6 separate regions of the Homo sapiens genome follow, and regions 1, 2, 3, 5 and 6 are each linked to region 4. A link is a loop called in an ENCODE intact Hi-C map of the cell type or tissue named here. Cell type or tissue: endothelial cell of umbilical vein. All regions are shown on one strand.

What was found. A loop is a pair of places that touch in the nucleus more often than their neighbours do. Peaks named below come from ENCODE experiments on the same cell type or tissue, not always from the same donor. Only the 100,000 strongest peaks of a DNase experiment are listed, where the experiment ranks them.
Region 1: it touches region 4 in a loop (24-fold over the local background); 32 of 110 quality-filtered maps call a loop at or near these places.
Region 2: a loop joins it to region 4, with 7 times the contacts of the local background. A loop is called at or near these places in 3 of 110 quality-filtered maps.
Region 3: a loop joins it to region 4, with 6 times the contacts of the local background. A loop is called at or near these places in 3 of 110 quality-filtered maps.
Region 5: it touches region 4 in a loop (16-fold over the local background); 10 of 110 quality-filtered maps call a loop at or near these places.
Region 6: a loop joins it to region 4, with 33 times the contacts of the local background. A loop is called at or near these places in 51 of 110 quality-filtered maps.

The regions. Positions count from the first base shown.
Region 1 is chr13:69,855,552-69,860,551 of GRCh38, reverse strand. The region is part of intron 5 of KLHL1 (kelch like family member 1); the gene reads left to right. Among named protein-coding and RNA genes, the nearest start is that of KLHL1, 250 kb to the left of the region's middle. In endothelial cell of umbilical vein, a CTCF peak has its summit at 3,123 (motif pointing right); a DNase peak (open chromatin) is centred at 3,241.
Region 2 is chr13:69,932,179-69,937,178 of GRCh38, reverse strand. All of the region lies in intron 4 of KLHL1 (kelch like family member 1), which reads left to right. Among named protein-coding and RNA genes, the nearest start is that of KLHL1, 170 kb to the left of the region's middle. In endothelial cell of umbilical vein, a CTCF peak has its summit at 1,931; no DNase peak of the experiment used is centred here.
Region 3 is chr13:70,099,608-70,104,607 of GRCh38, reverse strand. The region is part of intron 1 of KLHL1 (kelch like family member 1); the gene reads left to right. Among named protein-coding and RNA genes, the nearest start is that of KLHL1, 6.3 kb to the left of the region's middle. In endothelial cell of umbilical vein, no CTCF peak of the experiment used is centred here; no DNase peak of the experiment used is centred here.
Region 4 is chr13:69,535,110-69,540,109 of GRCh38, reverse strand. No RefSeq gene overlaps it. Among named protein-coding and RNA genes, the nearest start is that of LINC00383, 320 kb to the right of the region's middle. In endothelial cell of umbilical vein, no CTCF peak of the experiment used is centred here; a DNase peak (open chromatin) is centred at 2,409.
Region 5 is chr13:70,308,657-70,313,656 of GRCh38, reverse strand. No RefSeq gene overlaps it. Among named protein-coding and RNA genes, the nearest start is that of KLHL1, 200 kb to the right of the region's middle. In endothelial cell of umbilical vein, a CTCF peak has its summit at 2,733 (motif pointing right); no DNase peak of the experiment used is centred here.
Region 6 is chr13:70,566,710-70,571,709 of GRCh38, reverse strand. No RefSeq gene overlaps it. Among named protein-coding and RNA genes, the nearest start is that of LINC00348, 450 kb to the left of the region's middle. In endothelial cell of umbilical vein, a CTCF peak has its summit at 2,943 (motif pointing right); a DNase peak (open chromatin) is centred at 2,949.

The sequences.
Region 1 (5,000 bases), 320 kb before region 4:
AGTCAGACTCATATTTAAGACTTTGGATTCATGAATCTATAAACATTCCCTTCAACTTATTCATTTTTAAATACATGCTAAAATTTTATGCTATATTATTCATAGATCATGCAGACAAATTTGCTCGTTTTTTAAAAAAGAGGCAACTATCTTACAATGCCACTAACATTCTCTTTTTTCTGAGAATCTTACCATTAGAAATTGAGTCAGTCACACATGCTTAATACAAGAATACTTGTCATGCTCATACTTGTTTGTTTTCTACTTGTTTGTTCTGAAATTGCTTTTTTGAACATTGAGATTTTTCATATCTTGTGTATAGAAAGTATATATTCTACCACTCCATATCTTCAATTGTACCTAGTGTAGTACTGAAGATTAATAGACACTTAACATATATTTTGTGTAATATTTGTGGCTGCTATTAGTGGATGAGCCTTTCATTAAGTCAAAATTTATATCACACATATAAACACACTAAATAGCTTCAAACTAATGATAAGATTGTTTCTAATCCCTAACAATTGAGTGAATTTGTAACGGGTGAATAAGTCAGGGATGGTATCATACTAAATAGTTGTTGTTTAGGCCTTCAGATGATAGATTGAGTTTTTCTGTTGTAATTTCTTCTATTATTCCTGAGGTGAGTCCTTGCTTTTGTACGCTTACAATGTGATAATGATCACTTAGCTTAAACTTACCTGAAGTTGACACTAGATTTGCCTATGCAAAACGCATTCTACTGACATATTAATGTTTTATTGGTCATATTTACTAATTTATGTTTTTCCTCTCCTTGGTTAAATTTAGCTAAGAAAATTCTGATTGTTGCAAATCTAACTGGTTTCTGTTTGTATTGTTTCTAAACATTTCTGAGGGCACTAAAGTGTCAATAATTTTTAGATAGATTTACTGAGCATATCCCTTTTATACAATAATTCATTCACATTGCAACCTGATGTAATAATTCATTCACAGGGATATTGAGGACTCAGAGAACTCGAACTATGGTGAAAATGCGGGAACCTTTTTAGCATATCCTAGAGGGAAGGACCAGAGCTGTCACAGCGTCTGCCCTACTGGAGCTCGTAACCCATGAAAAGACACCACTACAGCCACATATTGCAGGGAGTAGAGAAATAAATATTCTTCCCTCTCCTCTCACCCCCTGACCTTCTGCTTATAATTCCCATTAGCTAGACCCAGCCAAAAACAAATCAGCGAGGAAGTCAAGTGATGTAGTTCCAGAAAGTTTAGTCTCCAAAGGCACTGAACAGGAAAAAAAAAAAAAAAGTGCAAAATGGATGAGGAGGAAGAAATGAAATATAAGCAGCCCTAAAAAGAAGAATGGGAGCAGATACACCAGTCAGAAGGTATTACAATAGTTGAGGCAGTGGTGATCTTAGTTTGTTCTACAGTTACAGTCTAAATATATTCTGGATATATTTTGAAGGTAAAATTGCAAGTTTTATACAGTGCTTTGATGTGTTGAATGAAAAGGAAAAGAGTAAGAGGGCCTTTAGGGTTATGTAACAATGTATGAGATGGAAGTTTGGATGGACACGTATATGAATAGGTGAATCAAGATAGATATAGACAGAGAAAGAACAAGAGAAATGTTTTAAGAATAGAATGTCTTATTTTGATTAAGTATTATTACTTTGTATTCTACTTGATTTCCTTCTTTCATTCCTCTGGACGTATTCTTTCTTTCTGAAATAGCCTTACTCTTTTCCATGCTTGGCAAACCTGTACTTATCATTATTGCTTAAGTTTATGCAAGACCTCCTGCTGAAAGTGTTTATCACATATCACCTATCTTCAGTACATTGAATATCTTTATCAATAGTCATTTCCACTAATAGAAAAATTTTCATTATTTTCTTATAGCTACATGTCTTTTTCTTAGTGAATTGTGATAGTTCAGAAAAAAACTTGTATCTATGTTTATGTTTTTAAGACTATGCCTCTCAAATCATGGGCAGGAACATGATAAATGTTCATTTCAACAACTAATTAAATATGCTCTTCTAGATGTTAGAATTAATCACTTTAACTCATATTTTTACAAGGAGAAAAGTAATTTAATTTTTATAATGAATGTCATCTTGTTTTCAAGCTTGCATTTGTACTAATGGCAGAACGATTTATACATAATATTTAGAAGAATTAGAAAGAACTCCATGTGGTTAACAGTTATGTCTTTCATTAAACTGGAAGTTCAAAGTCCTTATTAGGTCTATCTCTCCTCTCTCAAGGAGTCTCACCCAACCCCCAGTCTTTCTCCTCCCCAAGAGGGTGTCAGTTGAAGGAAGAGGCTTGTATGTCTTAACAGTAGTGGATGGAGATGTTTTTCTTCCACATACTCTTCTCTGGGTCCTGGACGACATGGCTGAAATGTCTCTGGGTGTCCCCTGTGGTAGATGCTGGTGCCCACTGATGTCTAAATCGAACTTGTCAGAACTGACCTTAGGGCGTGGCCTCTGCCCTTATTTACATCTGCTTCTGCTGATGTATCTAACAACTGGTGTAGTCAGTTGAAAACCAGTTATTGTTTAAATTCAGAATACATAGCATGTTTCCTTTATTTTCCTTGTAATTCATTCGGAGCATTGTATAAAATATATATCTGTGGCACCAGGAATTACCCAGATGAGTATATTTTTCATGCTAAAATGAATTTCATTATATATATATATTTTTATATTATACTTTAAGTTCTAGGGTACGTGTGAAAAATACATTTCATTCTAATGTTCTTTCCTAGCCAAGGATATCAATAAGTCTTTTCCAAATATTAAAATTATATTAACTATTTTTCTACTGCATAGTTAGTTAAATGATTTACCTTAAATTTAACCCTGAAATACTTCAGAGAACAAACATTCAACTTATGATACATCTTTTATAGAAAGTGCCCAATATTCCTTTCTGACTGAGCATATACAAATGAATAGGAAACTTAAATCAAGTATAGGGATACATTCTAGGGAAATACATATTCTTGTGAGTATTTTATCAATAACGTGTTTTAAACGTATTATTTATTCATCACCATACATTAATGTCAACTCTGTGGCAGACCTTTTGCTAGTCATGGGGCATATAATAATAAGTAATATGTCCACTAGGGGGAGACAGAGACAGAAATAAATATGTGCGACTACATGTTGAAGGTAAATTTGAGGCAAGTAGGTAGATAATAGGAGGCACAAAGGGAGGAGTAGTCAATATGCCCTGGCATCAGGGAAGACTTCATAAAGGAGGTGACATATGTTGTGTCTTGGAAGAGAAGTAAACGTTTGTCAGGGACTCAGGAAGGAGAGTTTTTAAGTAAAGGGAGCAAATTCAGTGCAGCATAAAATACATGTCATAGTCAAATTATTACAAGGTGTTTGGAAAATCTACAGCATAGAAGTCATGCAAGCACAATGAAAGAATACACTATAAGAATTAGGAGACAAAAAACGGAGAGTTTTATACAGTGTTCTATCAGGTTCGGAATTTACTATTGTTCATTGGAGGAGCCATTAAAGGTATTATTCAGGGAAACAGCAGGATTGTATTTATATGAGGAAGGTTGGAACGGTAGACAAGTTAGGTCATTATATCAAATGCTAAGAGAAGTGACTGGCCTTAGACAGCAGACATGATCTTGGGGAGGGAAAAGGATTACTATGAAATTGTAAGGAATAAAATGGGCCAAATTTTATCTTGAAATGAAAGTAGCAAATTTGATAAAGAGAAGAAATATAACTTGATGCCTACTAGCATTTTCCTGGAATTAATTAATTATCATTGTAGTTTAATTTACTGATTAAGGACAAAAAATACAGAAGTTTAGGGAAATATGCACTAAGTATTTATTATGTAAGATTACAGTATAGTGTAATAACAAAGTAAGGTGATTGCAGATAAAAGTTTTTAACAGACAGATGAGCAAAATGTTTGGAATGTCTGGAATTCAGAACATACTGTTATCCACTCACGTGAGAAGGGCTGAGACCGAGGGTAGTGTTGAGAATTGTAAGGATCTGCGATTTTACCCTGCTTGCAAGCTAACAATTAACCTGCCAGGGTTTAATGGATGCTGGCAGAAAATAGAAGACTCCTGGATCAGAGCAAAAGACTGTGTTATTCATGGCAATAGTAGTAGCAAGAAAATCAGCATTTTCCTCAGTTCCACAAATGCCAATTACCACATTGTGACATGAAGAGGACCAAGTGACACCTGTATGTGTAACAGGATGCATTACAAAAAAGGAAACTTGAGCTTAGAGAACCTGAATATTTTAGAATGGGCAGTGACTATACCTGCCCTTTGAAATGAAGGAAGATTTTTTTAAAATTTATTTTTCAACTGAACAATAAACAAATCTGTCCTTTGCTTCAGAAGAAGATACTATCTCTAGCTTCCAAAGTTGCACAGTATTCAAACATTCCTGAAAAGATAGTCCAGAAGAAATGCAGTGAATGCCTCTGCTCACAAACTGGGCAGAGACATGACAGGCCCATGAAGAACTCTCTGCCAACAGAAAGTAATAGCAATAATTATATATATAATATATAAAAAACATGTATATTATATATGTTATAACATATATAATATATAAAACATGCATATTAATATGTTATAACATATAATATATATAAAACATGTATATTATATAACATATATAATATATAATATATTATATAACATATATAATACCGTATATATAATATTTTCTATATATATTATTAGTCCGTTTTCACACTGCTATAAAGAGCTGCCCAAGACTGGGTAATTTATAAAGGAAAGAGGTTTAATTGACTCACGGTTCGGCATGGCTGGTGAGGCCTCAGGAAACTTACAATCACGGCGGAAGGGGAAGGGGAAGCAGGGACCTTCTTTACGAGGCGGCAGGAAGGAAAATTGCTGAGTGTAGCAGGGAGAGCCCCTTATAAAATCATCAGATCTCTTGAGAACTCACTATCATGAGCAGAAAAACCGCCCCCAA
Region 2 (5,000 bases), 400 kb before region 4:
CATCTCCAGATCTTTCCTTCCCTGCTGAGTTGTCAATTCCCACTGGTCATCATTGCTACTTCCCTCCAAAGTCAGCTCTGCCTTTTGGGGGACACACGTGGAACATTTTTATCCAGCAATCCTTTCTCTAGATGGTTTTTGGTTAGATCTTGCCAATAAGAGGCATTCATGTAAGATATGAAAGCTGGAAGAGAAGCAGCAGCCATTATTCTCCACGGGCAGTTGCAGGAAGATATGTAGGTAAATGGAAAAGTAAAATAAGTTACAAGCGAGTGATCAAAGCTATTTACCCCACTGTTGCAGGCTGACACCATTGTTGGGAGGCCTCTGGAGGTTCTTGAGGAATGCAGTGTCTTTGCAGAGTGCTTTTGAGAAAATTCATGTTGAAATGAAGGTTGAAATCTTCAGTAGAAACTTCCCTGACCTTCATAGTTTTTTCAATGGCTGTTTAAACCTTCAATTCTCTATTCATATCTTTTAAACTTAGAACATTGAGTGTTTTATTTTCTTAATTAAAAAAAATTCAAAACATGCTTCAACATAGCATCATAGCATGTTCAATCTTCATTTTTTTTTTTTTTTTTTTGAGATGGAGTCTCGTTCTGTCTGTCACCTAGGCTGGAGTGCAGAGGCGTAATCTCCACTCACTGCAACCTCCGCCTCCCAGGTTCGGGCAATTCTCCTGTCCCAGACTCCCAAGTAACTGGGACTACAGGCACCTGTCACCACACCTGGCTAATTTTTGTATTTTTAGTAGAGACGAGGTTTCACCTTGTTGGTCAGACTGATCTCAAACTCCTGACCTTAGGTCATCCACCTGCCTTGGCCTCCCAAAGTGCTGGGATTACAGGCATGAGCCATCACACCAGGCCTCCATATTCTGATATACATAGTCCTCCACACCTACCCTCTAAGCTGCTACCCAGGCATTTTTCCTCAATGTTAGATGCAATTGCTCTCATTCCTGCTAAATATGTGTTGTATGGTTCCTTCACTCTTACTTAACTCAGACCTTCCTCTTGTTGGAATCCATTATCAAATTCTGAATAATCTCTCCCTGTTTCTAGTTCAAGTTCATTCATGCCCAAGAAATATCTTTAAACTTTTCATGGCATTAGCTCTCACAAATGAAATCCTAGTATTCCTTTCTTTAGGATTGTGTGATATCATAAACTTTCTTATACAATTAATTATTTTTATTTCTTTGTGACTAGTCTTTACAAATATATTGCGGATTTCTTTATGACAAGAGAAGAAGCATTCTCCATTGAATTTTTTTGTTCCATCAAAGTGTCTAGTATCTTGTAATACATTCATCAATTCCCTGTTTCTCTTGGGTACTTTTGCAGGACTTTCTTTAATTTACTCATTCAACAAGACTACAAGTGTGTGCCTTTGACATTTTTAAAATCACATTTTCTGCTATTATTTTCCCTGTTCATACAGTTCTAGCCACACTGATCTTCTTACTGTTTTTTGACAACACTAAGCATAACTTCACTTGTGGAGTCTTGTGCTTGTTCTTTCTTCCCTCTGATGGAAATACTCTTCTGCCAAATATTTATATCTGTTTCTTCTCTACCTCATTCAGATCTTTGTCAAATGTTACTTCTACAGAGACTCATTCTCTGAAAACTCCATGTTATGTGCCAGTACCTTCAAAACTCTCTATTCTCTTACACTCCTTTTTTATTTTTTAGAGTCCTTGTTTAGTTCCTGGCTTTATAATATATATTTGTTTTTGTTATTGTTGTTTTTGTTGTCTATCTGCTCAATTAATATAGTAGCTTCTTGATAACATAAAACAACTTTTGTAACATAAGTGCCTAGATAAATCTCCATATATACGATTAATTACTGAATGAATAAATGAAGGTATAGTGACTATTGACTGCTATGTACCAAGTTCACCAGTAGGTGAACTATGTACCAAGTTCACCAGTGGGTGAACTATGTACCAAGTTCACCAGTACCAACTATGTACCACGTTCACCAGTAGGTGGCACAGGAAATGCAATGGTGAACAAAATAGAAATGATATTGCCCTTAGAGTCAAGGTTAATATATTGAATGAAAACAAATTATCATTATAAAGTATAACTATTTATGCCTATATATGTGTATGTGTATACTTTATAATACTTTATAATGATAATGATACTTTATAATGATAATATGTATATATATACATATATATATATATATATATATATATACACATGCACACACACACGGTAAATTTTACAAAGAAAAATTATGAGACGCAATGGGAACCCTCCCATAAATCAGGAAAAGATTCCTTAAATAAATGATGTTTATATGAATTGTAAAAAATGAGGTAGAATTAGTCAGGTGTAGATTTGGTTAAAGAATGTTCATAACAGAAGAAAATGGATTGCCAATGATCTGAAGTGGGAAGGCAATTGTTCTGTTTAATGAAATTCAAGGTAGATGGGATGGTGGAGAGGGACAAGAAGAGAGGTAGTTTATGAGGCTGAAGATCTAGGCAGAACCAATTGTGTAGGGTTATGGAGACTTTGTAAAAACTGGGGATTTATCTGGAATATAATAATATGCCATTGAACATTTTGAACAAGTAAGGACAAAGGTTTAATTTTAAGATGAGTTATCAGACTGACATAAAAGGAAGGCAAGAAGAGAAACTAAGAATAGAGATTAGTATACCCTAGAGGCGTATACACCCACTCACATAATTTGTTTATAATGATAAATTATCATTATAAATGACAATTACATATGCCTATATATGTATGTATGTATACGTCTGTGTATACATATAGGTAAATTTTACAAAGAAAAATTATAAGATGTAATATAAGATGTGATATATACTCACATCCACATATTCGGAGACTGAGAAATAAAAAAGAGAGTGAGGTAACGCTACCTTCTGCCATCGTGCTTGGCACATAAGCAGCAGCTTTACTGATGGCGAGCCTTACCACCAATGATGCTGGTGATGGCACACATAAAGTTTAAAATATTGTCCTATTGCCACTATAATTCTAGGTGTTAAATATATTAAATTTACTCCTTTCAAAATCCCTGCAAGGCAAGTGTTATATCCATTTTAAAAACAATAAAACTGTGATTCAGGATTGTTAAATAATTTACTCAGGATCAATAGATAGACATGCTAGAATGGGATAATAAACCCAGTACTATCTCACTACAGATTTCATGCCCTATTCAATATGCTAATGAATATACCGTGATTACATATTGCCCATAATATTAAGTCGAATTCCTGATACCGAGACACAAAATATGAATTCCTTCAGACAAATGGATATTATGAACCTGAAAGAGAAATAAGACCAAAGAACTTTGTGATTTTTTTTTCTCAAGTATTTTTTTTTCCCCCTTCTCTGTTTTCTGTCCGGTGCTACCAGTATGACTTAGAAGATTTCATTAGGTTTAGGCTGGAGGCAGAGACGGTGGCACTAAGACTAATTAAAGGCTGCCTTGTTCATAAGTAGCTTTGAAGGGTGGAAGACTCATACCTGCAGCATAAAGCCTTCCAGAGTCAGTGTAAGAGTAGCTGCCCTTTCAGAATCTGGTAGTAGTAAAAACATGCTATACATCCTTCACTTGTCCTTTAGAGCCACTGGAAAAAATACCTATAGAAAGAACAAACTATATCAATGTGGTTTGTGATCATGGTTTTAAAATACCCGACATGTTTCATGGTTTCTAGCTAGCTACATGCTTTTAATCTTGACCAATAACCCTGCTAATAAACCATAAATTAGAGTTTGCCTTAGAAGAATATTTGGAGTGTAACTTTAAATATTCTTGTTTTATAAGTCATACAAATAAAGTTTACTTCACCTACATTTTTCTCAAGACTATTACATGATACATTAGTATTAAATGATTTTTAATGTTATCTTTTTTCTTTTATTTATCATTTTGTGTTACTCCTTTTCAGTGTCTCACATGCCTTCGTGGTCTTAGTAACTAGTTATATATAATTGATGAGTTGAAAATTACCAAAATTTGACTTTCAGCATGTCTTTGTAAGTATATATGAAATGAAAAGGTCAGGGTGAGTATAATGAACGTTTAAGGGACAATGACTAGTGATGTTTAATGTTGAAAAGAACTAAGTAAAAATGTGGCAGGCTGGGTACAAAGGAAATTTCTCTTCTTCCTCTGTTTTTGTTTTTGTATTTCTTAACATTCTTTGTCCCTGAATTAGATGGAGAACTCTTTTTTTATGGTTATCAAAATCAAATTAATAAAATCAAATTAATTAACACATCAATTGCTACCCATTATGTAAATTAGATCCCTAGAACTTGTTCACTATTCTTTACAGGCAATTTGTACTCGTGTTACAAATTGGAGTCATTGGTAAAATTAGTGTCCTTATTTGCATATTTTTGTTTTATTCTATTTGTTCTACTGAGCTTCGATTTCTAAAACATTAAGATATAACACATAGCTATATAAAGCTGCAACACACACACACACAAGCACAATATATTAAAAATATCTTAGGTACAGTAGGTTAAATTTTTTAAGAGCTGTCATAGGTCTCAAGTTGATGCTGTGGCAACAATATAACTAACAAAGTTTCAAGAAGGAATACTAAACATTTTAAAATATCCTGTAAACACACATTTAAACTTATAAGTAGTGCCTAAATATTTAATGATTTCAATCATTTAAGATGTAGTATTCCCTTCTGGATAAGAAACATTCTTACATTATTAGAGTGATTCTAAAAGGACTTCTTATGATATGTCAGAAGGAAGAAATGTCAGGGTCTTCCAGGGTCGTTTCAACTTATAAAGCACAGTCTTCCACAAATAAAATCAATAATTTGCTTTTTTTAATGAGAAAAAAATCTGTTTTTATACATACAAAAATCCCCCTTTATAATAATTTGCCTATCATGAACCAATGTTGTAAAATATTTATATTTTCTGATCAGGTAAAAATCAGTTATGCATAGAGCTAGACTGTATAAGGCA
Region 3 (5,000 bases), 560 kb before region 4:
ATAAAACATGAGTTGGCCCTTTCTCTGACATTATCTTTATTCATTTTATTGATCTTCTCTTTATTCATTTAGTTTTATACTAGTTAGAACATTGCTTTAGACAAGTATGACTAGCTCAGTTGAGTAAACCGGTTAGAACAGCAGATGGAGGACATTTGGGGAAAGTTGCTCACAATCTCAGAATTCTGGAAAGGTCAAATTATCATAGACTTGAAACATAAAGGTAGTGGGAAATATTGTGGTAAACCAATTTAGGGCCAAAACCCAACCTTTTTCTTACCTTACTAAATTAAATGCTCACTACCTGCATCCCACCCTAAATAAATCTCAGTGCTCTACTACCTTGACCACATAAACAATACTTTTCCTATAATAGTTCACTGGCCTATTAATCATTAATTTCTCTACTTCCCTGTCTAAATATACATTAGAAAGTATATGATTTCCTGGATATTCAGATAACCATATATTTTTGTTGTGGATATTTCTGCCCAAGATTCCATATGTAGTAAACTAAAACACCAAAGAGCAATATTTATATTCTTGCATTTTATAGTGATGTGAGTGGGAGAAGACATGTCATGTTTTAACTGCTTGCTTTTTTAGATTCTGAATTCTTACAGAGTGCAGTCATTTTATCCCATGGTTTTAGCTACCATCCATAAACTGTCTTTACAGATTTGCATCTCTAAATCTAGCCCTCCCCTCTCCTGAACTGTAGTCTTACATAGCCACCTCTCTTCTTGACCTCTTTGATAGATGTCATAGAGTCCAGTCAAATATAACATGTACAAAATTGAGCTTATAATTCCTATTCTGTCTTGCTCAATTTCCTTCTACTGTATTTCAGAGAATAGCTTTCTACGAATTAGTTTGTGCAAGCCAGAATTCCAGGGTCACATTGGTCAATATCTTCTTTCCCCTCAATTTCACTATTCTTTCAAGAATTGCTGCTTTTGCTTAGAAAATCTTTCCTATGCATGTCCCACATCTCTTCACAGCCATTGTCTGCGCCTAATCTAAGCTACGATCTTCTTTCAACTCTAGTTTTGCAACCTCCATCTCTTATCACCTCCCCTCATTATCTTTGCCTCCTCAAGTCCATTCTCTACACTGAAGTCAATAAAAATTAAGAATGGTGAAATATTTTTCCACATCCCTCACTCCCTCATTCTCCTTTTTCCCCACCAAAGGACTTCCAACACTCGCTGATTACAGTTTATACTATGGACGCCAACTGATGACAATCTGTACCATGGATTACCTGGTTCTGAATGCTCTGTCCTTTGTCTGCTATGTAGGCCATTCACTTACCAACCTTCCCCTTACCCTCTGTTTTCCAGACTTAATATCCTTCCCTATAATTTTTCACTGCCTCTGGAACTCACAAAGTTGTTTTCCTTCTTTGCATAGAGACTATCCTTTCCTTAACTGCTCCCTTCCTGAGTTCATCCCTATTCATCACAGAGATGTCATGCATAAACGTGCTGTACCTTTCCCAGGAAAGGAGTTCTTCATCACCGAAACAAATTCATATCCTGTGTTTTGTCTTCTTAGAATAACTGTTCTCTACTTTTTAAAAAAATTCTTATTGAAGCTTGTAACCATATATGAATATCTGTGTTGATTTTGTTTGTCTGTAAGTGAATTTCCAAGTGGAGAGGAGTATGTCTGTTTTACTCATCATTCTACCCTTACCATGGAGCAGGTAGTTACTCAATAAATACTGTCAAATGAATAAATATTTGATATAATCATATTTAGTGGCATTGATTAAAAACTTGCTTTTTGCCAGTTAGCATGTTGAATATTTATATGCGTAAGTTAAAATTAATAACATCTTATAATCCTGCTACATTTATGTATCCCTCTGGTATAATGATTACATAGATAAGAAGACTGAAATATAAAGAGGGTAATTAATTTTCCTAGAATCACAGACTTGTTATTAATAAGGCTGGACTTTAACCCGTTGTATCTGACTCCAGATACCATATTGGCCATTTTGCCCAATCTTATTTCTCTATGCTTAGACAAACAAACAGAACAAAAGAAAAGAGGCAGCATCTGAGGTTATGGAGAAATAATTTTCTTTTTCCCTTGGTGGAGATTGTGTTTGAATGTTTAAATAGACTTCTTAAATTGACAGTGATGGAAAAATTCTAGATAAGCCTTAGTCAAAGATGACTTCTTAGCCCAAGTTAGAAAACACCTTATTATTTTCTAAATTATAGTTCATTCAGTGTATTTTATTTTATAATTAATAAACAATATGCAAATATAACCTAGAAATGGAAAGAAATAATTATTTTGGAGACCAAATTAGGGCTTTAGGATAGAAAATCTGCTTATGAATATTGGAACTATTGATAAAGTATTGTCACTGAAAGAGAGCACACACCATTAAAAATCTCATGGAGATTAGTGGGACATGTACCAGGCACTTGTTTAAAACAATAATCATCTCTGCCTCAGTCAAGGGGATAACCAACTTTGAAAATGATAAAGGACTACTTTCTCAGGAACGTGGTTCTCAAACTATACTTCTATGAAACTAAAGTGAAATAATATTCATCTTCTTTACCACCCCAAATTTTAGAGTAAAAAATAATATAATGGAACAAACTTACTCAATTTTACTTTGTTTTTTTTTTTTTGCTACTTTATCCTAGGTTTCTGTGTTACATAGTTTACTATTATTTAAACCAAAACTAGCAAAAATAATACCTTATTTGGGGAAAGCTTACTTTGTCTATGTTAGGATGAATTTATAAACGTTACATGGTGTTCTACCCAGGAGTCCACAATATCTAGGCACCCTTCTCTCTGAGCAAGTGTGCTTTAGAGAAACTAAAACAATCGTAAGAAATAGGGCTGTTGGCCAGGTGTGGTGGCTCACGCCTGTAATCCCAGCACTTTGGGAGGCCAAGGTGGGTGGATCGCCTGAGGTCAGGAGTTCGAGACCAGCCTGGCCAACATGGTGAAACCCCATCTCTACTAAAAATACAAAAATTAGCCAAGCGTGGTGGCAAGTGCCTGTAATCCCAGCTCCTTGGGAGGCTGAGGCAGGATAATTGCTTGAACCCTGGAGGCGGATGTTACAGTAAGCCGAGATCGCGCCACTGCACTCCAGCCTGGGGGACAAGAGCGAGACTTCGTCTTAAAAAAAAATTATATATATATACGGCTATTGAATTGGATTTTCAGGTACCCAAAACTCCAGAACTACTTGTAAGAAAGGTAGTATAAACTGTAGTTTATACTACGATGTACTTATATATAAATACAAGATGCAATAGGAATTTTTAAATTACAACAATGAAACATGCTAGTTGAAGGACAATATTGTATTTTTCTTCTATAAATATTTAATGAATATTTTGTAAACTGTATGATTAGCCTTTCTATGGTACTATTTCAAATTGTTTAGAAAAATAAAGAAAGCCTACATATGTAATCAAAATTGGTATCTGGCTAACATAGAATATAATATTAATCAGATATTTGTGTTTGTTGGTTTCTTTTTACAAGTCTCCAAAGATAATTTATGTATCCTCAGGTATTATGCTTCTCATGTCTACATGTTAAGTCAAATTTTGGTTATTTTTGACCAAGAACACTTATAGAATATACAGAAAACTGTTATCTGTAGCATATGTTGGAATTAAATCAAGTTTCTGAGCATAAAAACGGGCAGCATTTTAATCAGAGTCTCAATGTCATGACCAATACATCACATTATTGATTTTATTGTACCATCTAAAATAATTTTAGGTATGTTTGTGGTAGTTGTAAAAAACAAATGGTCTGAAGTTTTCATATTGATTTAGGTCAGATAAGGATTAGTTTACTTTTCTTCATTTAAGATAGTTATTTAAAACTTTAAAGAAAAGATCTGATGAAGATACAGATAATCTGAGCAAAATTAAAGATGGTTTTGAAGATCTTGAAATATAAATATAAGCAAAAATCCTGTTGCACTAAAAAGGCTTGATGCCTGTAATTCCAGCACTTTGGGAGGCCAAGGTTGGTGGATCGTGAGGTCAAGAGTTCAAGACCAGCCTGGCCAACTTAGTGAAACCCCGTCTCTACTAAAAATACAAAACTTTTTATTTGAATACAAGTTTGTCATATCTGTAAAAATGAAGAAATAAAACTTTTTGCAGATACAATTGTCTATAAAAAAATTGATGAAATCGACAAAAAAATGTAGCAAGCTTAGCAACGTGGCAGGATACAGAATAAACATACAAAATTCAATTGTATTTCTATATATTAACAATGAATAATTGGGCATTTAATTGTAAAGATGATACATGTTATAATATTAATAAATTATGAAATAATAAAAATGAGAAAAGATGTGAAAGACTCATACACTGAAAGACCATGCTGAGAAGAAAGAGCCACATAATGAAGAAATATGAATATATAATATTCATAGATCAGAAGACTCACTACTAATGTGGTTAATTCTTCTCCAGTTGATCTATAAAATGAACATATCACTGAAGAAAATCTTTGCATGCTTTTTTGTTACAAATTGATGAGTTTATTCTAAAAATTTACATAAAAATTCAAAGGACCTAGAATAAACAAAATAATTTTTTGAAAAATTAAAAAATTTGGGAACTAACATTCCTGATTTCCAGACTTGTTATGAAGCTACATTAATCAAGATAGTGCTATATAAGTATAAGAATACATAAATAGATTAAGAATGAATAAATAAATTTGTTAATAGTCATATAATGAAATACTATTCTGCCATATAAAAAATTTAACAACTTTTTAATTAAACCTTAGTTTAACGAAAGCTGTTCATTAGTTTAATGTTTAAACTAATGTTTAATCTTAGTTTAATTAACAACTTTCATTAAACTACGATTAAATGAAAAAATGTTATTATGGGACAAAAAGCTTATTGTATGGTGTATTTCTTTTTAATGTTTATTATAAATCACATAAACTTATCTATTGTATTTATTATCCTTACTTTG
Region 4 (5,000 bases):
ATCTGAATCACGTTTTTTATACTCAACTCTCCTCCTGGTAATAGTTTTTCTGTGTGAGCATGGAAACACTTGTTTGATCAGAAAAATAGTATACACACACACACACACACACACGCACATATTATCATGGTATTCAATATTAAACTTATATTCAAATTTATACAAAATAATTATTACGAAAATACTGGAAAAAGTATAGGAAATGAATAGTGGGTAAGAAAATGAAGGTATGGAGTTAACAGAAAAAGAAGGAAAATACAATCATTCCCAAGTATATTTAGGTTAGAGATTGTTTGGAAATTGGAAAACAGTATTTTTTTCTTCCCTAGAAGTGTATCTTGTGGTGAGAAATATAAATAATGCAAGGATTAGAGTTAAATGGATGGAATAATTTCCCAGCAGTGTTGAGAGAAGTTTGAATCTATGACACTGATGAAAATGTCTGCTTCAGCAAAGAGAAAGAATATTCCTATTCGCAGAGAAGATAAGAGCCAATAGATGAGGATAGAGTGTGGATGGAAAAGGAGATGGTGGTAAAACTCACAGAGGATACAAAAATCGCAGTACATATCTAGGCTGCAGGTTTCTGGGGGGTAGTAATGAGATTAAAGACTAAGGAAAGTACTTAATAAAATATTTCCATTAAACACGAGGTTTAAGTTTGAAAACAGGTTTTTTTTTTTTTAATGGAAAGCTTTGGTTATTGGTTCTCTATTACAGTTTTTTTAATCTAAATGCATGGTGTGCAAAAACTGTAAATCCTAAGGCAAAAATGCCTGTTTTATAGACAAATTTTTACTGTGTTTTTGACACAGTTCTTAATGCATAGTGGGAATACAAGTTTGCATGAAAAACAAAATGAGTCACACCAGCTGAATTAAGGTGTTAATGCAGATTGAGTAGCAAAAGTTCTGAATAGAAAAATGTCGGTGGCTTAAAATCTTACTGCCTTCGAAATCATTCTGAAGATAACCAAAACTTTGACTACTAAAACTTAGAAAGAATAACTTAATTTTTTTACTAATGACAAATTATTATCTTTCCCAATTATTGATTCTATTTGTTTTTCATCACAATTAAGGCCTTCATTTTCTTGATCACTTTACATTATTTCATTTATTGACTTATTATATTTATATTTTGTATATCATATTAATTATATTAAACTATCATGTATTTTACATTTTAAACATTATATCTATTTCTTCATGTTTTGATAGCCTGTATTCCCAATGAGTCTGGAAAGCATACCATTTTTAATGGTTTTATTTTTTAATCTTATAAAGCAGCAAATTAACATGAAAAATGATTAAGGGAGTATGTCTCTTGAAAACTAACATTGTCATAATTTTTTTAATATATTCCCAGAACATAACATCATATGACTATATTGTATTTACTCTTATTAAACTTAGTTATGTGTTTATTTCTTTTTATGACAGGCTAGTTGTACTGAGAATATTTATTTAATATAGAAATGTTATTAAATAATATATATTTTGTTCAGTGATTTGATAAGCCACTTTTATCATCTACTAAATCAGACTGCTCATTTGGGTAAATTCAGGAATTCTAGTTATTTCTATTGAGGGGATTCTTCCTTAATACTTACCTTTTAAAAAATGATTGTAGCTTTATAATAAATTCTAGTAACAGTAGTGTTAAACCACTCTCGAAATAGAATTTTATATAATTTTGGTGAAATTGCAAAAAATTTTCCTAATATCTAATTGTATCCAAGTTGGAATACCGTTAAACATACAGCTATCTAGGATAAATTAGCATTTTTCCCACGGGGACTCATCTTTTCTGCAAATATTTTTAGTATGGTTTTAGGCTTTCTAGTAAAGTTTTTAATTATTTTATGCTTTCTAGAAAAGTTTTTAATTATTCCTCAGGTAGATACAACATATATCACCTTTTCTACTTTATAGGCTGTTTTTTTTTTCTATTTTTAATGGCACATTTTCTTCCTTACAGTTTTAATCGCTTTTACCTGGTGTGTGTAAAAATTAACACATACATAATAATATTGTAGTTAGTCATCTTACAGAATAATCTTATTGTTTTGACTGGGTTTTCAAATTATTCTTTGTAACGTTTTAGGTACACAAATTCATTAAATACAATTATATAGATTCACTAATAATAATACAAATAATATTAACTGAATAATTGTCTAGCTGTGTGTCTTTCAGTAAACACTTATTATGCATAAAGTATGAGAACAAAATCTTCAATGGACAGTATATGTATTTGGCTGGCTTAAAAACTTTGGAGAACGTGGTTTTAAATAATCTGTGAGGAAGTATATATAGAGTGAATGTGATTAGAGAATTTAATGTTCTTTAAATAAAAGGCATTCATTTCTTATTTGAGTACTTTCTAACTAAGCCTTTGTAGGCGCTTCTGTCGCAAGGTAAAATATTTGCATGCATATACTGACATCTGGTGGAGATTCCGTATATTTAATGTAAACTGAGGAGAAAAAAAAAACATGGACAAAATTCTATTTAAATTTATATATTAAAAAAATAAAAACTGGCCGGGTGCAGTCGCTCACGCCTGTAATCCCAGCACTTTGGGAGGCCGAGGTAGGTGGATCACTTGAGTTCAGGAGTTCGAGACCAGCCTGGGCAACACGGTGAAACCCCGTCTCTACTGAAAATACAAAAATTAGCCGGGCGTGGTGGCGGGCGCCTGTAGTCCCAGCTACTCGGGAGGCTGAGGCAGGAGAACGGCGTGAACCCGGGAGGTGGAGCTTGCAGTGAGCCGAGATTGCACCACTGCACTCCAGCCTGGGCAACAGAGCCAGACTCCGTCTCAAAATAAATAAATAAATAAACAAAAAATAAAAACTTATTTTTCCTTCGTATTCTTGGTAATTCATATATAAGAAAAATTTAAACAGTCTTGTTGGACTCTATATAAATGTATTATAAACTCCATTTCCAATTTATAGCACATGTAGAAATATATTTAGCTCATTGTTTCCTAGTGTCTAACACAATGGTTTGCACACTGAAGATGCTTTGTGTTTGTGGTGTTTACATTACATAAATATATGTACATTTTTGTAGCTAAGATTATTGCAAGGTCAAAACATCTTTATGTAGAAGAACTGACTGAAGAAATGGAGATGCTACATACATAGCAGTGTTTTATTAAGTTAGGAAAATCTCGGGAGGCGGGGAGAAATTAGATGGCAAGAGTTTCAGATAAAGTACAAAATTCTAGAATTAAGGGTACTTTTTTAATTTTTGAAGAAATAGCCTATGCAAACAAAACACTCCAAGTTGGATGGCTAGTTCTGTTGTATGAAGATCTCAGGTAGGCCTCAAAGCCCAATAAGTAACTAATACAAACATAATCTGCTTAAAACGTTTTGTCACTCTGCTTTGGAACTGTGATTAGTAAGGATTTTTTAGTCTGAAGGCTGTATCTTCAGCTCACAAGACAGACTTTAATTACATTTTCTTTTACCAATAATCCATACACTTAAATGCTGAGTGACCTCTCCCCAGCTTACAAAGGAATAACCCTGAGAGGTTAGGCTCCTCCAGAGCCTAGGCTGACACTACAGACCTTCCAGTTCATCCACACCGTAATATTTCTTGACCTTGCGTGTCTGTCACATTGCTTGTTTGTGAGTTCTGAAAAAAATATCACAAAATTCAAGTCATAATTCATGCCTGTCTTCAAATATAAAGTGATTTTGTGCCCTGGTCTATTTCTCACATCTGACAAATCATACTGAATTTATTAAATTGACCATGTCGAAGATTTATTATAGTCTGAAAAAATAAGGAAATTCAAGACAATTTATCTAAACCTATCTATATGTATGCCTCAATTTTATTCTATCTAGGGGTAGATGTAGAGTCTATGCACTATTTCATATGTTCTTAATTTCTACTTCCCAATTATAAATTCAGATTAATTCCTTAGTATTTAAAACTTTAAAAGTACATTTTTTATCCTTCTTGTAAATAGTTTTTGAATATTTTGAACACATTTCTTATCTTTTTTTCCATTTCTTTGCCTCTTCCTTTTCATACCTATTTCAGCCTATCTCCAATTTTAGACCTTTTTTTCTCATCTATTTCCCCATACTGCTCTAGATGTCAGACAGTGAGATTAAGAAAAATGATACTTGATATAGATCATAACTATAACTTTAATATCATTTACTTTAGTACTGGAAAATACCATAAAGGTTATGCAGTTCTACTTTCTTATTTTATACATAGATAAAATATTTGATGCAAAGGATCAAGTTATTTCCCCAAGGTCATTAGGAAACTCACTCACAGAACTAGATTTATCACTGAATTCATTTGTCTAGTACTCTTTCCCTATTTTCACTCTAATTTCCTAGAAGGTCCACCCTAGTAAAGCCATAATCTAACAATTTTTATGCCTCAGAAAATTATTTTCATTCACAATTTAAAGTGAGACTTGTTATCATGAATTCCTATTGGAGGAATGCTAAATGTGAACTTTTTGTTTATTAATTTTATTGATTTTAAAGTTTACTTTCTTCGAATCAACTTGTTTCTAAGTGAAATAGCTCGCTTACAAAGCGAGTTCACTTAGGATGTAAGATAGCTATTTAAGTGAGGCCTTATTCTTCTAAATTTTTATTTTTGCAAAATTTCCACTGAATAATATTTCCTATCTCTGGTTTGCAAATCTGAAAACAGATTAGGGGGTTAAAGTAGTCATAAAGTAGATAGAGTGAAGACAAGATAAATAAACTCTCATAATTCTTAGATTTTCTGTGGCATTGACCATGCTATTTGTGAAAGCTTAAACTCTTTCTCTTTCAGTTACTAAATTCAGTGGTCCTTATATTTGAAATTTTTACCTTGAATTTTAATTTACTTTTGCCATTTCTCTTCTTTTCATTCATTCTATCAACTTTGCACTAAGTGCTTACTATTTACTACATGCAAGAGCCTGGCAGACCAGAGGTAAAGGCAATAACCCTGTTGAAAAAA
Region 5 (5,000 bases), 770 kb before region 4:
GATGTAAAACACATTTGATCCACAACTACTTTACAGAGCTAGAACCAATGAGCTTATATGTTGTTGACCACAGGGCAGAGACAAGGGATTCCATATCCTCCAGTGCTCATTTTAAGGTCTGTATCTTTGTCCTCAAATTTGGTAATCTATCCTTGGGTAAGACTACATCAAACCATAAGATAATTGTGGTTTTGAAAGGAAGGGGTCATATGAATATTGCTCTCATAAGACCCCTCTGCTTCTATGTAAATTTGTGGGTGAAAATAAATGCATAAATAATAGGGTGACAGCTAACTCTTCATTTATCAATATGTGTATATATGCATATATGTATGTATATATGACTATGTCAGAATGAGAGTGACTTAGGAACTCTATTTGTCTATATATTCTTCCAAATACACTTGTGCGTGTGTGTGTGTGTTAGACTGATGAATCAGAAAACAAGATAATTAGGCTTCCTTTGATTGAATGGAATGAAATGTGTTGTGACAAAATGACCATTAACCATCAAACTATGGTTAATGCTAATGGAAACACAAAGATGAAAAAGGAAGACATTTCTTTTCTTTCCGATGGTGTATCACTTTTCCGTGAAACTCTTGAAATTGATCTTTGAATGGTGTGAATGTTTTAAATAACCATCATAGAAATTGAAGTTTGTTTTAGAAATAGATGTACATTTGGGGAACATGACTTTTTTTTCATTCAAGAAATGTTGGTTAGACATGGCCTTCTTTGTTGGGCCTTTACCTCTAGGGAACACACGATGCCATTTGGTTTGCCAGCTCAAAATGGTGGTGATGCTTTTTGGAGGAAGAGCACAACCATCTATTGTAACCTTCCATATTATGTATAATCAGAAAAGTTATTGATTACTACATCATTCTTTTGTTTCTATCCATTAGTAGTTGATTATTTATTTTCAATGTACGTTCATCCCATTATTCTTACACCTCTTTTTAGTTTGAAAGTTTCTCAATTTTTAAATTATTTAATTTGTAATTGGCACATAATACTTGTACTTATTTCTGAAATATGATGTTTTGATACATGTATCCATAGGGTAATGATCAAATCAGGGTAATTATGATACCCATCACTTTAAACACTTATCATTTCTTTGTGATGCCAGCATCCAAAGTATTTATTTCTAACCATCTTGTAATATACACTGCATTGCTATTTGCTGTACTTACCCTACTGAGTAATAGAACATCAAAGATTATTCTTCCTGTTTAATTGTAACTTTGCATCCATTGCTCATCCTCTCCCAGTCTTCCCTCCCCCATCCCTCCCCAGACTCTGATAACCACTATTCCACTCTTTACTTCTACCATTTGCATGGATATGGATGAACTAGGTGGGCATTATGTTGAGTTAAATGAGCCAGGCACAGAAGGACAAGCACTGAAAGGTTGCACTCACATGTGAAATCTAAAAATAATAATAAAAATATTTTATAAAATAAGAGACAGTTTTTCTAAGTAGCATTTAGTTTTTCAAATTGTGTCACATTCAGGCTTTCTCATTTTTTTAAATTTTATTAACATTTCTATTGTTTATTTTCCCACTAACATCAATAGTAAAAGCAAATATTTTGAACATTCAGGACATTAATTCCCGGAAGCAGGTTTAGGGAACAATGAATAGAACACAGTGACATTGTAAACCATTTCATTTTGTATATGCACAGTTGCTACCTAGATTCATGGGGAAGCTTGAGGATAATTTCAATAAAATATATAAGCAAAATATACCCATAAACTTACTTAATTCATTCCCAAAGGTGTTTTAAACTAATATTTTTGATTCTGGGCAGATCCAATTATTTTTCCCTTGGTAAAAATAATGTTTACTCATGATTAGATGGAAGCAGAATGAGTGAAAACTAACAGTCACTCAAAATTCCTGGGGACTATTAACCTCATTTACTCCTCAAAATAATATTTGGTTATGATAAAAAAACAGAATGTTACAAAGAAAAAGTGACTATTTCTACTTTAGTATTTGGCACAGTATAGTTTGAGATAACTCAGATTAAATTGCAAGGATAACATTCAAACAAAATCAATTACTTCATCCTACACAGGTTTATTTTTTTCTCACAATTTGTATCCATTTCAGTTCAATGTATATGGCCAGGGGTGGGGGTGGTTAGTTGATTACAGGACATTCACTTTATTTCACTCTCATTCAGAGACTCAGGCTGATCTGGCATCCTTAAGAAACACTGCTTGGCACCAGAGAGTGTCAATGGAGAGAAGTTGGCTGGGCTTGCCCGTGCAGTGATCAGCAGCCTCCTATTTGCGGAACAAGTTAAACAGCCATCTTCAACTTCATAGAAACAAGAAAGTGCAGCTCTACCATCCACATGCCAAAAAAGATATAATTTAAAATAAATATATTTTTAATAGACTTAGGTCTATGGGTACTGTGCACATTTTTATATAAAAGCAGAAAACTTGGTTTAAAAATTACTGAAGGCACTTTCACTTGAAATTGTATAGCTAAAGATTTTATATTCCTAGTGAATCTCAGACAATAGAATTGCTAAATTGCTAAGCATGTGACATAATCAATAGTAATAGACTGATAATTAGAAGTCAGTACCTTCGAAATACTGTTTGGATACTCATCAATTACAGAACATTAAATACCTGCAGCAATCACTCTAGTGGCCAGGGTTACTGTATATATAGGAAGGCAGTCATGAGAACATAAGAAAAAGCCCAGCAGGGGGAAGCACAAACTCAGTCTCTGGCTCTGATATGCAGTTATGTTTGTGTATAAACCAAAGATCCTACTGGTGCCTTAATACAACTAGTAACTAGACTGGGCTAAAAGAGAGAGGTGTTTCTTCCTCTACCTCTTAGTACATACATCACAGTAAAATACCAGAGAACACCATACTGATACATTCTACTTTTCCAAATATGCTTGGCTCTCAAGAGTAATGCTTGCTTCTCTGCTTTGCAACAAACCCATTTACTTTTCCTGACACCCAATCAGTCATGAAGAAAATCTTCATCTGATAATTTTCATTTAACAATTACTTGTGATACACTAAGCACTGAGTTACAAAATAAAAGAATGAAACATGAAGTGTTCACGATCTCTGGCCTAGAGGAGCTTGCCGTGAGGGGTGAAGGAGAAGCGCCAAAAAAATTACAGTACCATATGGTTAGTGCTCAAACAGCTCAAACTTTTACTAAAGGGACAAAAACAATTAACTTTGATTGAAGGAATTTGAGGAGTTTTCTGTGAAAGCGATCACGAATGAAATTAGAAGTTTTCCAAGTGCAAAAGGTGGAGGTCTTTAACAGAAAGAAACCAGTATGCACAAAGGATATTTGTAAGTATTGTTAACACAGCACGGGCATTACAGACCAGAGAGTAATGAGTGGTTTGCAACGAGGAATTGACAGAGGTTTTTATTGTTGTGGTTGTTAGTATTGTAGTGTTAGTATTGTAGTTGTTTTAATTAAAGGATCCAGATGATCAGATTTGTTTAAAAAATGATTCCCTAGCTAAACAATTACTTTAGCATTTTTGTCTTTACTTTTTATTTAATTATACCAGCCACTCAGTGCTACTTCTTGCCAATCCCCTCACAGATCTCTATAGCACTTACCCTTCATGATCCTAACCACTCAGGGTATTGCCCTGTCTATAGGTACTTTCTTCCTTGATCACCATGTCTAACACATTTTACAAGCAATCTTTCTCTTTTCCTTAGACCCATGTGGACTGTCTTTTGTTTCAGTATTTCATTCTTCATTTAATTTCCTTTCCCTTTCCTTCCTTTTATTTAACTAGCAGCTTTGGGACTACATGTGTGTGGCTTTTCCTTAATTATAGATACCCTTGTGGATTATTTTATCCAGGTTTTAATCTTCATAATATGTTGTAAATAAGGCAAATAATATTATTTCTGCATTTTGAAAACCTCATTTGGAGGGCTGTCTCCATGAACTACCAATTTTGCTTTAGTGAAAAACAAAAAGGGTAAAAGTATATTTTCCTTACCCATACATTCCACTTCCAGCAGCACACTGAGTATCAAATAGGACTTATATATTGAAAATATAAGAGGAAGCAAGTCATAAAACGTGGCCAAACCACTATCAGAGAATCTTGACATATAATATAGATCATGTCATACTTGTCATACTTTCTAAAGGAATGGATGGTTTAACTTTTATATGTAACTAACACCATGCTCAGTAAACAGTTGTGTAATTGATTACTTAATCCTAAAATTGTATTAATGAAATAGTAATGATTTTCCCAGTTAAACATGCCACTAATCTTAATATTAGAATTTAACTTACCTAACAGTACATAGAGTATTCAATTATGCTGCTTGGAAGTCAGAATTTCATCCATAGATTATCAGAGGTTTGATAGTGTGTGTCCTTGAATCTCTATGTGCATGTTAATGTCTTATCAGAATTAATAAATATTTTTAACTGTACATGAGGTATATTTGGTTTGAAATACAGGGTTAACCATCTTACTATCTTATTCGTAATCAGATGGAACATAAAGTCATTCACCTAGAAAATACTAGTAAATGTGGATGTATGTTTTATACTCTAACACAGGTCATCTGCACGACCCATTTCTCAATGAACCTCTCTGTTCATGACCTGTTACTTTAGGATCTGAAAATGTTATGATCTTCCAACACCCACCTCTGAGATGACCTGACCCTTCACCTGAATGGGTGAAATTCTGTGCAGTGTTTTGAAATAGAATTAGCCCCTGACTTACAAATGACCATTATACTCATTTTATGCCTCTCTTGTAAAATGATCTCTGCAGAAACCATCTGCCATTGCAATGGAAGCCACCAAGGAAATAAACATACTGAATGTATGTTCACAGTAAGGAATCCTCTATCACTGCCTTGTCCTGGGTCACACTCAGGATGAAATTGATAGATGGCTGTATAAACCTATTTTGAAAATTTGGGATTCTACCCTGATCATTACTGG
Region 6 (5,000 bases), 1.0 Mb before region 4:
ATTTATAAAACCATCAGATCTTGTGAGACTTATTCACTACCACAAGAATAGTATGGGAGGAAACTTCTCCCATGATTCAATTATCTACCCCCAGGTCCCTCCCATGATACATAGGCATTATGGGAGCTACAATTCAAGATGTGATTTGGGTGGGGACATAGCCAAACCATGTCATTTTGCCCCTGGCTTCCCCAAAATATCATGTCCTTACATTTCAAAACCAATTATGTCTTTCCACCAGTCCTCCAAAGTCATAACCCATTTCATCATTAACTCAAAAGTTCACAGTCCAAAGTCTCTTCTGAGACAGCGCAAGTCCCTTCTGCCTATAAGCCTGTAAAGTGAAAAGCAAGTTAGTTACTTCCTAGATACAATGGGGGTAAGGCATTGAGTCAATACCGAAATAGATTGGCCAAAACGAAGGGGCTACAGGCCCCATAAAAGTCTGAATTCCAGTGGGGCAGTCAAATCTTAAATCTCTAAAATGATCTCCTTTTACACTATGTCTCACATCCAAGGCACACTGATGCAAGAGAGGGGCTGCCATGGCCTTGGGCAGCTCTGCCCCTGTGGCTTTGCAGGGCACAGTTCCCCTCCTGGCTGATTTCACTGGCTGGCATTGAGTGTCTGTGGCTTTTCCAGGCACACGGTGCAAGCTGTCAGTGAATCTACCATTCTGGGGTCTGGAGGACAGTGGCTCTCTTCTCACAGCTCCACTAGGCAGTGCCCTAGTGGGGACTCTGTGTGGAAGCTCCAACCCCACATTTCCCTTCTGCACTGCCCTAGGAGAGGTTTTCCACTAGGGCCCTGCCCCTGCAGCAAACTTCTGCCTAGACATCCAGGTGTTTCCATACATCCTCTGAAATCTAGGTGGAGGTTCCCTAACCTCAGTTCTTGACTTCTGTGCACCTTCAGGCTCAATACCATATGGAAGCTGACAAGGCTTGGGGCTCACACCCTTTGAAGCCATGGCCTGAGCTGTATCTCGGCCCCTATTAGCTATGGCTGAAGCAGCTGAGATGCAGGCACCAAGTCCTTAGGCTGCACAGAGCAGGGAGACCCTGGAATGTGTCCGCTAAACCTTTTTTTTTCTCCTAGGCCTCTTGGTCTGTGAAGAGAGGGCCTGGTATGAAGGTCTCTGACATGCCCTGGAGACATTTTCCCCATTGTCTTGGTGATTATCATTAGGCTCCTTGCTACTTATGCAGATTTATGCAGTCTGGTTGAATTTCTCCTCAGAAAATGGGTTTTTCTTTTATATCGCATCATCAGGCTGCAAATTTTTTTAACTTTATGCTCTACTTCCCTTGTAAACATAAGTTACAATTCCAAACCATATATTTGGGAATATATATAACTGAGTACTTTTAATAGCACCCAAGTCACATTTTGAATGCTTTGCTGCTTAGAAATTTCTTTTGCCAGATGCCCTAAATCAACTCTCTCAAGTTCTAATTTCCATAAGTCTCTAGGGCAGCGACAAAATGTCAGAAGTCTTTTTGCTGAAGCATAACAAGAGTCACCTTTGCTCCAGTTTCCAACAAGTTCCTCATCTCCGTCTGAGACCACTTCAACCCGGATTTCATTGTCCATATCATTATCAGCATTTTGGTCTAAGCCATTCAACACATCTCTTGGGAGTTCCAAAATTTCCCACATTTTTCTGTCTTCTTCTGAGCCCTCCAAACTGCTCCAACCTCTGCCTGTTACCCAGTTCCAAAGTTGCCTCCACATTTTTGGGTATCTTTACAGCAGCACCCCACTTTACAGGTACCAATTTATTGTATTAGTCTGTTACCATGCTGCTAATAAAGACATACCCAACACTGGGTAATTTATATAGGAAAACAGTTTAATTGACTTACAGTTCCACATGGGTGGGGAGGCTTCACAATCACTGTGAAAGGCGAATGAGGAGCAAAGTCACATCTTCCATGGCAGTCTGCAAGAGAGCTTGTGCAGGGATACTTCCATTTATAAAACCAGCAGATTTCATGAGACTTATTCACTACCATGAGAACAATATGGGAGAAATCGCCCCCATGATTCAATTATCTCCCACCGGTCTCTCCCATGACATTTGGGGATTACGGGAGCTACAAGTCAAGATGATATTTGGGTGGAGACACAGACAAACCATGTCAGAGAGGCCAGTGAAGACTCTGAAAACACTAAACAAAAAAAGTAGGTTATTCATGCCTCTCCTCTCTCCCTTTATGATCTATACACATTTTCTCAAGAAAAATTGTTACCTGGGAAGCTGACCAGTGAGGAGCAAAGGGAGAAGATCTTTTACAGCTAAAAAAATACCATTGAGAAGTTTGAATTTTATATTTATGTTTTCTCAACTCTTGTTTGACTTAGAGTTGCAAGGAATCAGACAATAAGATGCTATTATCATATGACTGCTGCATAATATTTACAATCCATTTGTTATAAATGACGCCCCACTAGAGAAGGTTAATAATAAATTAAAAGCAGTATTTTCTTCATGTTAAATTTTACTATATATTCTACATATATTTAGTTAGTAGCCTATTGTATTATGTTTCAAAACTCTCATAATAACAATAAAACAAATCAAACAAACACACCTTATTTTAAGAGAGCCTTTACCTTAATAAATGATTTCCCAATCATACAGAGTTTATTAACTTAGATATGTTTCAAATGAATTGAAAAAACAATTATTATTTGGACAATGTGAATGCTATTAGTTTATCCAATATATATTACTGTCGGTTAAACCTCCCAAAAATAAGAACATCTTTTGTCCCACTTTCTGAAACTTAAAAATAAGAATAACATTTGAGGTAGAAAAATCTAACATTTCCATAATCATCAAGTTAAATAATCCATTTAAAATATGCTTGTAAATTGAAATTTATTTGTACCTTAACACCAGAATTATCTTCTTTGGCTCATACCACAGATTACCACCAGATGGTGGTAGAAGACTGACTAATACTTTCAATATTATCAGTAGGCAAGGCATATGTGCTTGGCAGTTTTAAGTTTTTGCTTTTTTCAGTCCTTTTTCCACATCCAAATAATTTCTCAATTCTTTACTAATACAGCTTTATTCTGTGCATAGGACTGAGGCTATTGGGACCTGAGGGTTGCTAGGATTATAAAACAGTAAATAATAGAAGAAATAATTCTCACCCATCTAAATTTAAGAAAATGAAACAAACTCTCAGGAAGATTAAAAGGTTAGGGAAACATTTGTTAAATTTCTTATTTTCAAATAATTGTAGAAAAATATATAATACATTTTTCTATATGTAAATACTATATTTACATATTCTATATATTCTTTATACTATGTACATGTATAATGTACATGTATTATATTGTACCATGTATAATACAATTATTCATAAAATGAAAGAAAAACATCTGCTGTGTGAAACCTACTACTTCAGCATGTACATGATAAGAAGTTTGGAATTCTTTTAATGTTCTATTATTGTTTCAATATCCAACACCACAAAAATATTGGAGTCTTACTTTCAAAGAATATGATTGACCTTGTGGCATTTTCGTATTGCACACAACACACAAGTGTGGCTTTGTAGGTACACAGGCAAGACACGCTATGGAAAAGAAAGTAAGAGTCAGGCTAACTTTTCCTGGTAGAACATTGTCAACGCTAAAAATGAATTTCATATTTTTTAACTCTTCCACTCTCTTTGAATTATTTCTCAATTTGACACATGACCTAAAATTCGTAATCCATTAGCTCCACATTAATTTTAATTGTTTCACAGATATGTTCATACAGAATTTTAAATGTTTGAAATTCTTGTGTAATGTGAAATCTAATCTTAATGAGAGGTATTTTTTCATTTGCCAGTAAAAATTCCTTAAAATGTTTATTTATATTATTTTCAAGAATAAAATAAAATGTATAACAAAAAATCTTTTTTGTTATTTTAGGATTCCTAATACATTCTAGAGTAAAGGATTATTTTTATTCCTTTGCTCGTCTATTAAATACTTTAATAGAATAGCATCTTTAGCATTTTCATCATGGATTTTAATTTTTTTCATCTTTTCCATAGACAAGCATATTCACAAACCTAACCACTTCAGCCAAAGGTCAACTAAAATAAAAGTTGTGGCATGATGTGATTAAAAATTAGGATTATTTTGAGGGTTTAGCAGTATATGATTCAACAAATAAAAATAATTTATATATTTGTGTGACTCTCCTGATAAATATTGTGCTTGAATTTTAATAAGAATGTGTCTAAATTTATTTTATCTCAAATTAACAAGTGAAAAAAACATGCTTTTATCATTAATAGACATTGTTCTTCATTTCTGAAGAAACCTTCAGGAAAGCAATGTATATTAAAATATAATATTACATTTTAAATGTTTTTGTTTTGGTAGCTCGCTCACTGAGGGCTTGGCAGAAATATTGCACACAATGATCAAGTTAAAATGAGATGGGTTTTGATTAAGTTAGTTTTTATTGCGTAAATGTGGAATAAAAGTAACTAAAACTTGGCAATATTAATCATATATAATTCTTATTTTATTTTCCTTTATTCTATTTTGGCATTCTTCTGTCACTACCTTCAGATACTTTCAAGACAGCACAAAGTTTATTTCAGTTTCTGCAGTAATGCCCTGTGGCCATTTCAAAACTTGAATGAGTGGCCTAAAGTTCAAACCATTGGGCTTACTTAAGTTCATTTTTAAATATATGTATTTAAAAAATGTAATCGTTATTATTCCTCTCTGTTCTCTAAAATATTACCTAGGGAAAAAACTAAGTCTGTATATCTGCTGGGCAGCAATCAGCTTAGAGCTGAGCGGTGGCTGAGCTATTTAGACTGAGTGTGTATGTCCAGTTCCTCAAAGTTTGTATAATTACCTATTGGATTCCTAAAAAAAATGATCTTAAATGTCAGTTATCATTAATTACCACATAGTGCTGTTGTGCTTTACTATAATTGTGCAATCTTTTTCTGTCCTTGTGTCTCTCTCAA